Linked DNA regions of Mus musculus: all the other regions are linked to region 2. Evidence: chromatin loops called from intact Hi-C (ENCODE). Cell type or tissue: left cerebral cortex. All regions are shown on one strand. Region 1 has its middle 91 kb from the start of 1700030F04Rik. Region 2 has its middle 1.3 kb from the start of Cxcl12. Region 3 overlaps 1700030F04Rik (RIKEN cDNA 1700030F04 gene).

Region 1 (2,500 bases), 490 kb before region 2:
AACACAAGCCGATATTCAGCACACATGTCTACACAAGATGACAAAACAAAATCTTCAAGATCTCCATTGGGAACCAGCTGTGACTCTAACTGCTGTCTTTATAGAAGGCATAGGTACTTTCTTTGTCAGCTACCAATGCCCACCCTTGTTCTGGACCTTTAGTGTTTCATTTCGTGGTGTCTCGGGATCTTTCGTAGTCTGTGCATATATTATTGTTCGAGTTTTCGTTTGACTGAATGATCCAGTTCCTCCACCGTGTCTGCAGACTCCAGCCTTTTTCTTCTTCCTGTGTGAGCCATCCTTTGGTTGGGCTTTCTGTCCACTGAGACTTTTTTCTTTTCTTATTGAATTTCTTTTTATATCCAGCTTCATTACAGTTTGGGTTTCCTTCAGTATTTTTATCTCTATTGAATTCTATTTTCATGTACTGGATTGTCTTTAGGTCTTTCAGCTCTTTGTTTGTGTTTTCTGAGCTTCAATTAGTTTATTCCTGTCCTTTCTCTGCTAATTCAGGTGTTTATTTGTGTCTCCTTTGAATTTTCTAAGCTCTTTGAACATGTTTATTTATAATTGTTCTTTTGAACACTGTGTCTTGCATTTCGTATCCAAACTTGGTTGTTCTTGTTAGGGAATGTTACTATGGTGTTTTAAATTTTTGATTACATTTATTTATTCACTCACCTATGTATTCATAATTAATTATATAAATAATATAATTCATACAATATATTATAGATATAACAATATGGCATATAATTATATAATTGTATTAATAAATAATTACAATTAATTAATTAATTAATTAAAGTGGTTGTGGTTGTCATGGTATACATGCCGAGCCATGATTGCGGAAGTTGAAGACAGCTCCTGGGAGTCAGTGCTCTCCCTTAACCATATGGGTCTTAAAATTGAAGGTCATCAGGCTTCAAGGCAGGTGCTTTGGTCTGAGTGATAAGGAAAGGTAAGCTTAGAGAAAAAGGCTGACCTGTTAAGCTCCTTGGACTCAGGTCACTCTGGGCCTGGATGGGGTTATCTTGGGCCCTGGAGTCACTGGTGTAGCTGAGGCTGGGTGCTTGTGAATCCATGCCCCCCCCCTACCACCCCCCAGCCCCGTGGAGCTAGCCATTCTAGGGCTGCCTTCAGAAAGAGGGTGTGGCTGGCAGCACTATGAGTGTCCCACAGGAAATAGCTCCCTCTGTTGGTAACAGGCAAGGATGCACCAGAAACCAGGCAAGGTCATTTGTAAAGGGTGCCTTGAAGAATTGGTTCACAGAACTTGTAAATCATTCATAGGCAGAAAAAGTGTGTTAGAGAGGTCACAAAGGAGAAGATTAACACTCCTGTTTTTAAATATCTTAGGGCAAACTTTCTGGAAATGTGTGCTCTCCTTCTTAACACAGGATAGCCAGCCTTTTCTGAGTCCTGTGGCCTCTGAGCCCCATAGGGCTGGAGTGCCTTGGTGTATTGGGCTCTGTAAAACATGTGTGTGTGTGTGTGTGTGTGTGTGTGTGTGTGCGTGTGTGTGTGTGTGTGTGTGTGTGTGACTTATATAATCTTCCAGAACCATATGTTTGATTTTTCTTTTGGTTGTGACGGCCTCTAGCTAAAATCGTGGTGAACTTGTTCTCTGTCTTCCTAAGATGGAGACAAGAAGAATTGTGTCTGGACCCTAGAAGATGATTCAGAATGGACTATAGACGTTTAAACAGAGAAAAACCTCAATGAGCCTTTAGAAGAAGGAAGATGAACAGCTAGGGCTCTTATAAAATGAGTGTTCCAAGAATATCTCATTCAACATGGGAACTGAATTGGAAGTAGGGACCCTGGACAAGCCCCAGAAAGATGACACCCCCAAAACCTTCAATCAGTCATCCCCTTTGCAGGAAAGAGGTCCTCACGGTAGTGTCACTATCAAGTTCAGTTTCCAGTGAGATTCAGGCCTGGGTAGGAGAAGGCCTTAGCCCCCAAGTACCTCACCATCTAGGTGGGAAAGCAAGGAGCTGGCATATTTACTCTGTGAGCCCAATCTGAGTGAAGAGATAGAGCACCCCCAGAGTCTGGGTGTCACCAGGAGCAGATGCTAAGGCACAGTTGGACTCAAATGTGACTCTGATGATTGTGATAGCTTCAGCTGCCCTGGAAGTAGAAGCAACTCTTTGTGAAACATCATTCATAGATAGAGGCATCTGGGCGGCTCCATCACTGCTGCTACCACCTGCTCCTGAATGATGCTAGCACAGGAATATCTGCCCTCATCCTTCTGATGTGGTCTCAAACCCTACTGAGTTAGATCAGGAGAGGACAACAGCTCTACCCAGCTATCTGCACCTTTACTCAGGGTAAGCTGAGAGATCTAGGAATCCAGAGTTCTTGGCTGCAAAGATGTTGCTGTCTTTCTGATTGCTGAACTGGACCTTTTCATTCCAGGCATAACATACTCACTCCGTGTCATACTGGGGCAAAGAATATCATGGCAAGTAGCCATGGTGTCTTAGTTAGG
Region 2 (2,500 bases):
GCTCATCAAGGGGCGGGCCTGGAGTGTGGCTGGGGTCTCTGACGCGCATCCCCTGCGGAGCAGCCGCCCTTCCAGTTCCCTACCTACCCACCCCCTTCTTGGCGCCCTCAGTGTCCGCGGCTCCGCTGGGTGCTGAGACCTTTGATCTTCCCAGTCCCCAACTTGGGCGGGCTCTTTGGACCTGAATTGTAAAGAGGCTGGGTCGTAGAGCTTAATGCTCCCATCCTGCAGATAGAGAAACTAAGGGGCTGTCAAAGGCACAAGCCGTGAAATAAGAACCTGAGAGACGAAACAGTCTGTTTCGCCGCATCCAAAAGTTGCCAGAGTACCCTTTCTTTCGTGCCAGGAACTTAAGCTGACCCACCTCATGTCCAGGGTGTCTGTGCCGCAGTGGACTGCTAGGCTTAGGGCAACGTGGACCAATCTACAGTTAGAATAACTTGGATTCCCAGCCAAAGTCTCACTACAGTCATTCCCGGGAAGATGCATTCTAACGTAGGGCTGCGCTACCGAGCAAAGAGACCAAACAGGTCTCCCAGAGATACTCAGTATCGTGAATTTTCTTTGCCACCTCCCCTCTGTACCCCTATTCTCTCGACTGGGGGTGGGTGGATGGTACGAATAGTGGGTGGGTGATTACAACTCTCACCCTGCAGAATGGAAACGGAGGAGAAATGACTGGGTCTCACTCCCGCGAAACGTCCTGATTCTCTGTGCTTGGTTTTAATGTGTGTTCAGTTAATGGAAGCTGGAAACAACTTCTTAAACTTCAGTGTTTCCTGCCTTTCCAGAAGAAAGTCCAGTGTTCTAAAAAGGACCAAAGAGTTCCCTAAGGCCCCGCTCCCTAAAACCCTGCTTCAGAAAGTGGTCATTGGCGCTTTACAAATAGACCCATTGGTGTTCAGCCCTGCCAATAGATCGTTGTGTTCCACTCTGGTCAACCAAAACAACCCCAACCCGGGTGTGGGGAGACACGGGGGAGGGGGCAGACTGAATCTTGGAGGGCTAGAGGCTTTGGGCAGCGTCCTTTGGACCTTCCACTGCCACAGGCAGTGTTGGCCATGCTTCGACCACTTTTCCCACATAGCCAATTAGCGATTTGGATTCTGTTATCATGTTCACCCAAGGGAGTGCACAACAGAGACTTGCCTCTGTCTCAGGGCAATCTGGGAATCATATTTGTGAAGCAGTGGCCAGGACCTTTGGGCCTGGGGCTCCACCTAGGGACTAAAGAAGGGTGGAGAAGGTCAAGAGGAAAATGTTCCAGCCATGAGAGTATCTTAAACAATTCCGCTAAGCACTTTGCATCCATTCATTTGTCAGACACACTTTAGGGACTCAGCTTCAAATCTGGAACCGCGCCGACCTGGTCCCTGTGTTTAAAAAGTAGCATTTCAGAGAAGGCAGCCATCCATTTCTACCGGCTTTTGCGCTATCCTGAGCGTTCAGTATGCTAAACTCTGAACTTGCTGGCCCTGTTGTACTGCAGGATCGGCAGAGGCTAGGCTCCGGCGCCCTCTGGTGGTCTTATCTCCCATGCTCCAGTAATCCGAGATCAAGCGCTTGGGATACCTGATGCCTGTAAAACAGTAAAACAGTAAAAAAAAAAAAAAAAAAAAAAAAAAAAAAAAAAAGACCAGATGCTCCTAGGCAAAAGCTCTGAGCACAAAAACTTGTCTGATGCTCCCATTCAGTACATCTCTGAGGCAAGGCAAACCTCTCCTGTAAGTTTGTCCAAAGCAGGTAGGTGTCCAGATCTCTTGGTGTTTGCTATGAAATCGGGAGAGAGGGACCCACTCACAGCCAAGGAGTGAGGGTGGGGGGAGGGGTGTCCTGTGCAGGCTAAGAGCAAAGCAGAGGCCAACAAAGACTCTGGCAGACTGAGGCTCCAGAACAGAAGCCGATGCGGGCCACATCTGTCCCTACCCTCCAACAAGCATTCACTAAAATACGTTCAGTAGGTCCTCCTACGATGAGCTAGGCATGCACTAAGAGTTCGAAATATTTAAGAGAAAAAAATCCCGGGGTAGGGAAAGAAGGAGATGTTGAGCAACATAAAAGCCAGCCATCTAACATAAGTCACATAAAACATAAAACGCCAGTGAGTGGAGCCACCGCAGTAAGCGCTTAGGATTCAAATAGGGTGGCCAAGGACCTGGATTTTAGATTTTAAAAAAGAAAAAAGAAAACTCTACGATTTTACACTTGGTGAATGATTTTTATTTAAAACCATGTCCACTTTAGAAGACTCCACAAAGAAAGAGATGCGGGGTGGGGTGGGGTCGTGGGGGTTGGTCATAAGCCTTTTGAATTTTCTCTATGCTCAACCAAAGAAGTATCTCCCAAGCTTGGGGCTACCTTTGTTTATGCAACAATCTCTGCTCGGTTTCACCCAGTTCCTCTGTGGGAAGCCTTGTTTCAGGGAAGGCACACAGGCAGCTCACGTCTCTGTCAAGTCTGCAGGTCTCCTCCACACAGCAAGGGAACAATGGGGGGTGGG
Region 3 (2,500 bases), 520 kb before region 2:
CAGGGTGCACAGTGCTGGACAGCTGCTGTGTCTTTGATATGGTTGCCTCTAACCTCCAGCAGCTCATCATTTGTGGTTGCATCAAACTCAGACTGGCCGAGCTCCTCGTGCCCTGGCCATTGACACATTTGTTAGATGTTCATGGAAACCACATTATACCTCATGCTGAGAATGTAAAGCGACCACTCTGACCTGCTCATCAAGGCAGGGATGTACCAGAAAAGGCTGGGGATGACCTTTCTCTGAGGAGAGGCAGAGGTTGGCTTATCAAAAGTGTGTCTTTATCAACTCTCCAATGGGAGCAGGTAGGAGCAGTCTGGGAGATATCAGGAAATGGAACAGGAAACATGCCAGGAACCCTTACAATTTGCCTGGAAATGGAGGCCACAAACAGGAGCTGGGCTAGCAAGTGATTGCATGTCTTCACACGAGTACTCTGTGCAAACTGCAGGGCCTGGCCCGGGCCAGGGGTGCGAGCAAGGGAGACATCCTGATTGTGACTACCATTGAGTTATTGTCCCAGCAAGAGACACAGGCGTGGAGGACAGGCTTCTGGCTTTGCCAGTCTATTACAGTTGGGCCGAGTGACAACTTTAGGAGGTATTTTATAGTCTTAAATATAAAGTTAAAATATTACAAAAACCCACGTGATTCTTATTCTCTGATAGAATTAAGAGCTATTTATTATTTATTTATTGGTTCGTAAAGGCTTTATTTCTGGATGCCTCTATAGGTTTTAAACTTTTAGTGATTCTTTGTGAGTTTCACATTCTGCGCCGCAATCCCACTCATTTCCCCATTTCTTCATATCTGCCCTCTACCCTTACAAACTCCTCCCATAAAGGAATAAAAAATAAAAATGAAAAACAACCCCTTTCCTAAAAACAAATCCATCTTGTCATGGAAGCTGTAATTTGTTAAGGGTGTCCCACACTATACCCTTTGTCCACACATCTTTGTGTGCACAGTGATGCATGTGACTCATTGGTCTGGTTTAAGGCCTCTGGCTTCTGCTACACTATCAATACTGAATCCTCACTGGGACCCCTCATCTGCTCTCCTGTTGCTGCCCAGTGTCATAGAGCTCCTGTAGTTTTGGATCTGTAGGACTATTCCTTTTATGTGCTTCAGCAGTTCATAGATGGGGTAGATGTTGGGGTGGGGCAACTCAAAGCCCTGGATCTACCCTGGATTATAGCTGAGTTGGTCAGCCTGCTAGCTCTCCTGCACCCTCACCACCAGGGGGAGCTCTCCAACACTGCCCCTGCTAGCTCACCCCATACCACAGCTGGCAAGGGCAGGGGGCCAGGTTTCCTGCTCTCATGCCCTCGGGATTGGATTATTAGCACCCAGCCCACCAGGGTCAGCTCTACTGTGCTGTTCAGGTGAGGTGTGGCTCTGCTCTCTCAAGTGCTACAGAGGGTGAGGAGCAGGGCGAGCTCTCCCACTATCAAGACACCAGGGTCAGCTCTCTGGCTTGCCACAGGTGGTGGGGGTCTCTCCCTTGCTACCAAGCTGCAGAGGGATCTACTGCTCATGCTCTTGGGTGTGGCTCACCTGTGCACCCCTCTTCTGCCACCAGGGCCAGCTCTACTGTGCTACCCAGGCATGGTACAGGGCCCGCCTGTTCTCTTGAGTGCTGCAGCCAAGAGCTACTTTATTAATATCTATTGAGAAGAAATATTTAGATCGGGGAAACTGAGTCTAAGCATTTAGCTACAACTTTCTCTTGCTTTACCTAGAAAAATATCCCCTTCATTTCTACTGCAACGCTTTCAATAAGTAATGTAAAAGAAAACCAGGGTTATACTGTTTTATTTATAAATTTTTAACTATGCATTCGTAAGAGAAATGGGCTACTGAAAAAGATAAGTCATTTTATCGTTATCACACTAGAGATGTGAAGTATTTCCTTCATATCACCTAAGAGCCAGTCAGCGATCAGAATTCCCTGCTTCTTTTCACAGTTAGTAACAGGAAATAGAAGAGTGCACTTGTATTTGTTATATACATACACATCCATGCTCGCCCTGTTTCGCCTTTTGATTCACTTGGAGAAACTCGATGCAGTGTCTTATGAAACTTTCCACACGCTGCGTTTGGCTGACGGTATTTCGGGACACTGCCATCTGTCTGGCATGATTTGATAACTGGCTTGATCGGCTTGGGTTTTATTTCACAGAAATGTTTACTATGTGTCTCTGGGCTCCTCCCACTGGCTGCCACCAGGGCACTGGGAGCCTGGCCCCTCTCCTTTTTGGATATATGGTTCCATAAGTGGGAGTTTTCTTCTCAGTTTTCCACGTATCGGATTTGCTGGCTGTCTATGGTCGTTGCACATCCATGGTTTTCTGAGGAGTTCAGATAGTGGTATTTTAATACAACCATTCTTCCTGCATCTGTTAGTTGGACTTTTTCTCTAGACAGGGAACTTCCAGACATTTACTGATCAACTTCTTCACAGAGAGTATATATAGAAAAGCCCACATAAATCATCTTT

Evidence for each region. Hi-C counts contacts between places; a loop is a spot of excess contacts. Peaks named below come from ENCODE experiments on the same cell type or tissue, not always from the same donor. Only the 100,000 strongest peaks of a DNase experiment are listed, where the experiment ranks them.
Region 1: it touches region 2 in a loop (2.4-fold over the local background); 6 of 42 quality-filtered maps call a loop at or near these places.
Region 3: a loop joins it to region 2, with 2.9 times the contacts of the local background. A loop is called at or near these places in 15 of 42 quality-filtered maps.

What each region holds. Positions count from the first base shown.
Region 1 is chr6:117,659,433-117,661,932 of GRCm38, reverse strand. No RefSeq gene overlaps it. Among named protein-coding and RNA genes, the nearest start is that of 1700030F04Rik, 91 kb to the left of the region's middle. In left cerebral cortex, a CTCF peak has its summit at 1,210 (motif pointing left); a DNase peak (open chromatin) is centred at 1,173.
Region 2 is chr6:117,166,018-117,168,517 of GRCm38, reverse strand. No RefSeq gene overlaps it. Among named protein-coding and RNA genes, the nearest start is that of Cxcl12, 1.3 kb to the left of the region's middle. In left cerebral cortex, a CTCF peak has its summit at 1,502 (motif pointing left); DNase peaks (open chromatin) are centred at 283, 480 and 1,508; H3K4me3 peaks cover 730 bases.
Region 3 is chr6:117,686,003-117,688,502 of GRCm38, reverse strand. All of the region lies in intron 3 of 1700030F04Rik (RIKEN cDNA 1700030F04 gene), which reads left to right. Among named protein-coding and RNA genes, the nearest start is that of 1700030F04Rik, 65 kb to the left of the region's middle. In left cerebral cortex, CTCF peaks have their summits at 1,246 (motif pointing right) and 2,198; DNase peaks (open chromatin) are centred at 1,247 and 2,109.